2 separate regions of the Homo sapiens genome follow, and region 1 is linked to region 2. Evidence: read pairs that join two places in POLR2A ChIA-PET (ENCODE). Cell type or tissue: B cell. All regions are shown on one strand. Each heading gives the region's core, and the rest is flanking DNA. Links, peaks and the distances in the headings are about the cores only. Region 1 overlaps MORN3 (MORN repeat containing 3). Region 2 overlaps LOC124903037 (a long non-coding RNA gene).

Region 1 (4,387 bases), core at 193-4,192, 270 kb after region 2:
GGGGTTTCACCATGTTGGCCAGGCTAGTCTCGAACTCCTGACCTCAAGTGATACACCCCTGTCTGCCTCCCAAATTGCTGGGATTACAGGCGTGAGCCATTGTGCTTAGCCTTCTGTCCTGAATTCTCTAGGCTGGGCTTGATGACCTTCCTCTGGGCACCCTGTGAAAACATCCCTCCTAATACCATATTCTACGTAAATTGGTTATTCAGGGCTTTCTCTTCCTACTTGCCAATAAACAATTTGGGAGCAGAGAACATGAAACCCTGGGCTCTACCACTTGCTAGCTGTGTGACTCCAGGCAAGACTGAAACTGCCTTTGCAAAATTATGACTGAGACAGTGAAAGAGATTTAATTTAACTGACTCCATCTTGCTTCTAACCTCTAAGCTGTCCATGTCCATTCCTGGGCTTAAGCTGAACTAACTTTGGGAGAAACTTATAGTTTATAGTTTAAACAAAGACAGTAACAGCCCTTTCCCGAAGACCTCCTTCTTGCCTGGGGACTAGATTGCCTTTGTAGGATTAACATTAGCTACAAGATTATAAATTATGGTTTAGGAGTCATGCAGCTGGAAGCTACAAGATTCTGATCCTCACTAAACTGCTCCTAAGATCAATGCTTAAGATATTTTGCAGACCTTGCACTTGATGGATCAGCTGGCACTACCCAAATCAATAAACTGATTTATGTGATCTTGTGGCTCCCCACCTAGGAACTGACTCAGGGCAAGAAGACAGCTTTGACTCCCTGTGATTTTATCTCTGACCAATCAGCACGCCTGGCTTACTCTTTCCCCCACCCACCAAGTTATCCTTAAAAACTCTGCAGCCAGAATGTTCCGGGAGACTGATTTGAGTAATAATACAACCCAGGGCCAGGCGCGGTGGCTCATGCCCGTAATCTTAGCACTTTGGGAGGCCCAGGCTGGCGGATCACCTGAGGTCGGGAGTTCGAGACCAGCCTGGCCAATATGGAGAAACTCTGTCTCTACTAAAAATACAAAATTAGCAGTGTGTGGTACCACATGCCTGTAATCCCAGCTACTCGGGAGACTGAGGCAGGAGAATCGCTTGAACCCAGGAGGCGGAGGTTGCGGTGAGCCGAGATCACACCATTGCACTCCAGCGTGGCGACAAGAGCGAAACTCCATCTCAAAAAATAAATAAATTAATAATAATAATAATAAAACTCAGGTCTCCCACACAGCCAGTTCTGTGTTAATTACTCTTTCTCTATTGCAATTCCCGTCTTGATGAATCGGCTCTGTCTGGGGAGCAAGAAGACAGCTTTGACTCCCTATGATTTTATCTCTGACCAATCAGCACTCCTGGTTCACTGTCTTTCCCCCACCCACCAAGTTATCCTTAAAAACTCTGCTGCTGGAATGTTCGGGGAGACTGATTTGAGTAATAATACAACTCAAGGCCAGGCACCGGCAAGGTGAACCCCTTGGGCAGTTACAAGACACCTCATCTCTTCGAGCTTGTTTGCTTATCAATAAAATGGGCATGAAGATGATGATGATGATGAGCTGTTGCTGTGAGAGTTAACTGAATATTAAATGTGTTTCAGGCCGGGCGCGGTGGCTCACGCCTGTAATCCCAGCACTTTGGAAGGCCGAGGCGGGCGGATCACGAGGTCAGGGGATGGAGACCATCCTGGCTAACACGGTGAAACCCCGTCTTTACTGAAAATACAAAAAATTAGCCGGGCGTGGTGGCGGGCGCCTGTAGTCCCAGCAACCTGGGAAGCTGAGGCAGGAGAATGGCGTGAACCCGGGAGGCGGAGCTCGCAGTGAGCCAAGATGGCGCCACTGCACTCCAGCCTGGGCGGCAGGATGAGACTCCCTCTCAAAAAAAAAAAAAAAAAAAAAAGTTTTAAATATGTGTTTCAGGCTCACAGTAGCAGTTGCTCAGTTGCAATACTGTTTATTATTAGTGTCTCTGGGACTGATGGTGAGGATTCCTCCACACTTGTGGGAGTAGATGGAGGGAACCTGTGCCCAGCTTGGGTGTTTCCGGGCTGAGCACGCGCCTCTGGCTGGCTTCGGCCCCCCGGGACCCTCCTCTCCTGTCCCCTGCTCTCTTGCTCCCACTTTTCCTACCTCCCTTTTATTCAGGCCCAGCAGAAAGGGGATTCTCAGAAAGTGATACCTGGGGAAAAGAAAGCCAGGAAACGAGGGGGAAAAGGGTGGAGGCGACTTCGTCCCCACAAGCCTGGCTGGCTCCTCGCAACCGCAGGGTTTCGTGGGCTCCTCCCTGGCCTTCTGTTGCTTCCTGTTTCCTGGGTTTTGTTCTGAGAAACTTTGCAATTCCCCCACCCCTTCCTTCTCCCACGAGCAGCACAACCCTGTCCTCCTCCCTGTAGACCTCCCCTCTCTTTTCTCCCAGGCCTCTCTCGGCTTCCCCTAAACACACACGCGCGCACACACACACACACACACACACACACACACCCCGGCTGGCAGGCCTGCTCACCGATTTCTTATCACCTTTCCACCAGCCTGAGTAGACTCTCCTGCACTTTCCTGTCTGTTGGTCAGGAAGGCTGAGGGTGCCGTAGCCGTCTCGCTTCCCAAACTTCCAGTCCCCCTCATAGATGGCTCCTTTCTTCTTCCAGACCTGTGTTCCTTTCCCTGGTGACACACAGATGGGCAATGCTGCAGACATGGCCGCCGGGGGGTGGGGGTGGTGTGCCTGCCTGAGCCTCAGGGGCCCCCAACTAGACGAATCTAGAGAGCTGGGACAGGCTCTGCGCATCATCCTAGACACCAAGTACCCAGGAGAAGGCCAGGAAAGTTCCATTTCTTTCTTTCTTTCTTTCTTTCTTTTTTTTTTTTGAGGCAGTGTCTCACTCTGTCGCCCAGGCTGGAGTGCAGTGGCGCGATCTCAGCTCACTGCAACCTCTGCCTCCCGGGTTCAGGAGATACTCCTGCCTCAGCCTCCAGAGTAGCTAGGACTACAGGTGTGCGCCAACACACTTAGCTAATTTTGTGTTTTAGTAAAGATGGGGTTCCATGTTGGCCAGGCAGGTCTGAAACTCCTGACCTCAAGTGATATGCCCACCTCGGTCTCCCAAAGTGCTGGGATTACAGGCGTGAGCCACTGCGTCCGGCCAGAGGTAATTCTCTTATTTGTTGATTAGTGTCGCATGCCTGTCTTTTCCAGGAGAATGTGAGCTGCAGGAGGGCACAGACTTTGGTCTGTTTTGTTCCCTGCACTGAAAAACTGTGCCTGGAGGCTGGGTGCAGTGGCTCGAGCCTGTAATCCCAGCACTTTGGGAGGCTGAGGCGGGTGGATCACCTGAGGTCAGGAGTTCGAGACCAGCCTGACCAAAATGGCGAAACCCTGTGTCTACTAAAAATACAAAAATTAGCCAGGCGTGGTGGCAGGCGCCTGTAATCCCAGCTACTCAGGAAGCTGAGGCATGAGAATCTCTTGAACCTGGGAGGCGTGGGTTGCAGTGAGCCGAGATGACGTCGTTGCAGTGAGCCGAGATGACGTCATTGCACTCCAGCCTGGGAGACGAGCGAAACTCCATCTCAAAATCAAACAAACAAACAAACAAACTGTTCCTGGCATGTTGTAGGTGACTAATACCTGCTAATTTACTGTTTTCTCTTTTTTTTTCTTTCTTTCTTTCTTTTTTTTTTTTTTGAGACAGAGTCTTGCTGTGTTGCCCAGGCTGAAGTGCAGTGTTGCGATCTCGGCTCACTGCAACCTCCGCCTCCTGGTTCAAGAGATTCTCCTGCCTTAGCCACCCCAGTAGCTAGAATTACAGGTGCCCGCCACCATGCCCAGCTAATTTTTGTATTTTTAGTAGAGACGGGGTTTTACCATATTGGCCAGGCTGGTCTCTAACTCCTGACATCGTGATCCGTCTGCCTTGGCCACCCATAATACTGGGATTGCAGGCATGAGCCACCGCACCCGGCCTTTTTTTTTCTTTCTTTCTTTCTTTTTTTTTTTTTTTAAGACGGAGTTTTGCTATCGTTGCCTGGGCTGGAGTGCAATGGCACGATCTCGGCTCACTGCAACTTCCACCTCTCAGGTACAAGCAATTCTTCCACCTCATCCCCCCAAGTAGCTGGGATTACAGGAATGCACCAGCACGCCTGGCTAATTTTGTATTTTCAGTAGAGACGGGGGTCTCTCCATGTTGGTCAGGCTGGTCTCGAACTCCCGACCTTAGGTGATCTGTCCGCCTCGGCTTCCCAAAGTGCTAGGATTACAGGCGTGAGCCACCGCGCCTGGCCTTTTTCTTTCTTTTTTTTAGACAGGATCTGGCTGTGTTGGCTATGCTGACGTACACAGCTCGCTGCAGCCTCAACCACCCAGGCTCAAATGATCCTTCTGCCTCAGCCTCCTGAGTAGCTGAGACCAC
Region 2 (4,387 bases), core at 305-4,304:
GACCTTGAAGGGCCCTTCTAGCTCAAAAACTTTATAGCAAATGATGGACTCTTTTTTTTTTTTTTTTGAGACGAGGTGTCACTCTGTTGCCTAGGCTGAAGTGCAGTGGCAGGACCTCTGCTCACTGCAACCTCCACCTCCCAGGTTCAAGCAATTCTGCCTCAGCCTCCAGAGTTGCTGGTATTACAGGTGCCTGCCACCAAGCCTTGCTAATTTTTTGTATTTTTAGTAGAGACAGGGTTTCACCATGTTGGTCAGGCTGGTCTCAAACTCCTGACCTCAGGTGATCCGCCTGCCTGGGCCTCGCAAAGTGCAGGGATTACAGGCATGAGGTACTGTGCTCTGCCGGGACTCATTATTAAGTTCAGAATTTCTAGATCTTAGTGAGACTCCGTTCAAGCAAAACCATACTATGATACAACGGTTAACAAGATGAGAACCTGGCAAACTTTTAAATTTTTATTTATTTACTTATTATTTTTTAGAGCCGGTGTCTCTCTCTCTTGTCCAGGATGGCCTGCAGTTCCTGAGGTCAAGTGATCCTCTGGCCTCAGCCTCCCAAGTAGTGAGAACTATGGGTATGTGCCATCACGCTTGGCTAACCAACCCCCTGCTTAACCTGAGTTTGCAAATGTCAAAGTTGGAGATAGGTCATAAAATCGACTCACTGGTAGATTTTACAGACTGAATCTTGCTGTGTTGCCCAGGCTGGTCTATAAAACTTGGGCTCAAGTGATCCTCCCATTTGAGCCTCCCAAAGTGCTGGTATTACAGGTGTGAGCCATTTCCCCCAGCCCTGCAAATAAACCTATTTTCTTTTTAAATTACTCAGTCTCAAGTGTTCCTTTATAGCAACACCAATGGACTAAGACGTATATGAATGTAGATTTACTGTATAAGAATGAACTTGTTTTGGAAGGTCTGTCTTTTTATTGGAAGAATCGTAATTCTGGTGAGCATCATGCTGGACTGGGGATAGGAGAGTTGGCAGCTCTTCTTTCATCACTGCCTCACTGAGCCTCAGGCAAGACAGCTCACCTTCCCAAGCCATGAAAAGAAGAAAACCCTTTCTCCTTTCTGCCTGCTAAGGAGGGTTATTGGAGAAAAAGCCTGTAAAGTGCTCCAACTTCAGAGAAATATCAATTGGCCCTGTGTTATTTGTCTCACTCTCTGGAAACCACTTTATTTATTTATTTATTTATTTTATTTTGTTTTTCGAGACAGTCTTGCTCTGTGGCCCAGGCTGGAGTGCAGTGGTATGATCTCAGCTCACTACAACCTCTGCCTCCCGGGTTCAAGCAATTCTGCCTCAGCCTCCCGAGTAGCTGGGATTACATGTGCCCACCACCGCACCCAGCTAATTTTTGTATTTTTAGTAGAGATGGGGTTTCACCATCTTGGCCAGGCTGGTCTCGAACTCCTGACCTCGTGATCTGCCCGCCTTGGCCTCTCAAAGTGCTGGGATTACAGGCATGAGCCACCATGCCTGGCCTTTTTTTTTTTTAATTTATTTATTTGACACAGAGTCTCGTTCTGTCACCCAGGCTGGAGTGCAGTGGCATGATCTCGGCTCACTGCAACCTTCGCCTCCTGGATTCAAGTGATTGTCATGCCTCAACCTCCTGGGTAGCTGGGATTACAGGCACGCACCACCATGCCAGCCTAATTTTTGTATTTGTAGTAGAGACAGGGTTTCACCATGTTGGCCAGGCTGGTCTCAAACTCCTGAACTCAAGTGATCTGCCCGCCTCAGCCTCCAAAGTGTTGGGACATAGGCATGAGCTACCGTGCCTGGCCTGGGAACCACAGAAAGTTCTGTTTCTGTTTCACTTTCAGGATTCTTCAGCTATTTGGCAAAGTTGAAGACATAAGTTCCCGGTTCACAACCATTTTCTCCATTTTACAGAGGGAGAGACGTAAGGCAGAAGAAGATTACATGTACGAGTTGACAGCATAATTCACTGGCAGAATTCCAAAAAGATGCTATCAGTCCAAAAGAAAATGATTCTGGGGAGCCATCTGTTCTCCAGCTGCAGAGATGTTTCTCTAAAGTGCAATAAGTATTGTTGAAACCATCTTTACTGTAGCGGAAGTCAATCACAGTCTGGATTCAGATGGGAGCTGGTTTAAGCATTCAGATGAAGAGATACTTCGTCATTTCTACCAGTGAGTCAACTTTATGACCTATCTACAACTTTGGCATTTGCAAACTCAGGTTAAGCAGGGATGGTTAGAGAGTTTATTTGATCTTTTAAATTATAAAACTTATGCAATGAGTCCAAAAAAGATGGATTACCTTGAGTAGGTAAAATAGTTATATTTGTTAAATTGACCAAGGATAAATAAAAACATAGCAAACCAGATCCAATTCTCAAATATTTTGATCTGGCTCATATCTAGGCAACCAGAGTTGGGCACTCGTCTAATGATGATGCAGTTGAGCTTAGATGGGAGAGTGGTGGGGCATGGGTAGAGAGGTACACGTGCTGGAGATGAGACACGAATGGCAGAATGTAGAGAACTGTTAAAACTGGGTGATGGGTATGTGAGGGTTCATTGTATTATTCTATTTACTTTAAATATGTTTGACATTTTCCAGAATAAGAAATGGCTTAATACAGCAAGTTGCTAACCAACTTTTAAAAAGGCATATTATCTGCCTTCTATGACTTGTTATCATTGGGTGATTCCATTGTTAGGATAATAATAAAGCCTTCTACCCTATTGTCTTTTTTTTTTTTTTTTTTTTTTTTGAGACAGAGTCTTGCTCTGTCACCCAGGCTGGAGTGCAGTGGCACCATCTCGGCTCACTGCAAGCTCCGCCTCCCGGGTTCACGCCATTCTCCTGCCTCAGCCTCCCAAGTAGCTGGGACTACAGGCGCCCACCACCACACCCTGCTAATTTTTTTGTATTTTTAGTAGAGATGGGGTTTCACCATGTTAGCCAGGATGGTCTCGATCTCCTGACCTCATGATCCACCAGTCTCGGCCTCCCAAAGTGCTGGGATTACAGGCGTGAGCCACCGCACCCGGCCAAATACTCTTTTTTTTTTTTTTTTTTTGAGGAGTCTTGCTCTGTCGCCCAGGCTGGAGTGCAGTGGCGTGATCTCGGCTTACTGCAAGCTCCGCCTCCTGGGTTCACACCATTCTCCTGCCTCAGCCTCCTGGGTAGCTGGGACTACAGGTGCCTGCCACCACACCCAGCCAATTTCTTTTTCGATTTTTAGTGGAGACAGGGTTTCACCGTGTTAGCCAGGATGGTCTCGATCTGACCTCGTGATCCACTCGCCTTGGCCTCCCAAAGTGCTAGGATTACAGGCGTGAGCCACTGCGCCTGGCCTGTTGTCTTTTAAGTACACATCATGTTGAAAAAGATTATTCAGTAACTTACAAAAATTTAATTATTATTATTTTTTGAAACAGGGTCTCACTTTCTCACTCAAGTAGGAATGCAGTGGTGCAAACACGGTTAACTGCAGTCTCAACCTCCAGAGCTCAGGTGATCCTCCAACCTGAGTCTCTGGAGTAGCTGGGACTACAGGCTCCTGTCACCATGCCCAGTTAATTTTTTGTGTTTTTTGTAGAGCCCAGGCTGATCTCGAACTCCTCGGCTCAAGTTACCTGCCTGCCTTGGCCTCTCAAGTCATGAGTTACAGACATGAGCCACTGCACCTGGACTTATTAGTTTTTTTTGAGACAAGGTCTTGTTTTATCGTCCAGGTTGGAGTGCGGTGACACAATCACGGCTCACTGCAGTCTCACATTCCTGGGCTCAAGTAATCCTCCTGTCTCAGCCTCCTGAGTAGCTGGGACCACAGCCGTGCACCACCACACCTGGCTAATTTTTTATTTTTTGTAGAGACAGGGTTTCACTATGTTGCCCAGGCTGGTGTCCAACTCCTGGGCTCAAGCTGTTACCGAATGGAAAGTCTTGATTGTGAGTTGTCCAGGTTCTTGGCACGTTGAACAAAGAATTGAACAAAATGCACAAAGCAACAAAAGAATGAAGCAACAAAAGCACAGATTTATTGAAATGAAAGTACACTCCACAGAGTGGGAGCGGACTCAAGCAAGCAGCTCAAGAGCCCCAGCTGCAATGTTGTTTAGGGTTTTTATTAAACTAAAAGAATTTTGCAACATCCCTAGGTACCCTTTAGAGGCTTCCAATTGCTTACATCCTATGCCAATGAAGGATTTGCCCACAACCAATCAAAGGCTGAAGTGAAGGCTTGGCCCTCTACCAATTAGAGGCATTTACTGTTTGTGACCTAAGGGAGAGGGGATTTTGTAGAGGGAGGAGCCTCTGGCCCCTTATCACTTGGGCATGGAGAGGTGGGGTTTTCCTTCTGGTCCAGTTCCAAGAAGTCTGCTGCAGGTTGGCCTTAGG

What was found. ChIA-PET counts read pairs that join two places held together with the same protein. Peaks named below come from ENCODE experiments on the same cell type or tissue, not always from the same donor. Only the 100,000 strongest peaks of a DNase experiment are listed, where the experiment ranks them.
Region 1: POLR2A ChIA-PET joins it to region 2 with 6 read pairs; 5 of 35 experiments call an interaction of 5 or more read pairs at or near these places.

Annotation. Positions count from the first base shown.
Region 1 is chr12:121,656,710-121,661,096 of GRCh38, forward strand. MORN3 (MORN repeat containing 3) reads right to left here. Exons shown (of 6, transcript NM_173855.5): 2 at 2,482-2,639. Among named protein-coding and RNA genes, the nearest start is that of MORN3, 11 kb to the right of the region's middle. In B cell, for the core only: no CTCF peak of the experiment used is centred there; a DNase peak (open chromatin) is centred at 2,442; H3K4me3 peaks cover 943 bases; H3K27ac peaks cover 1,357 bases.
Region 2 is chr12:121,390,064-121,394,450 of GRCh38, forward strand. LOC124903037 (a long non-coding RNA gene) reads left to right here. Exons shown (of 2, transcript XR_007063498.1): 2 at 1,907-2,363. Among named protein-coding and RNA genes, the nearest start is that of RNF34, 7.9 kb to the right of the region's middle. RefSeq lists an enhancer at 1,720-2,129. In B cell, for the core only: no CTCF peak of the experiment used is centred there; a DNase peak (open chromatin) is centred at 1,858; H3K4me3 peaks cover 582 bases.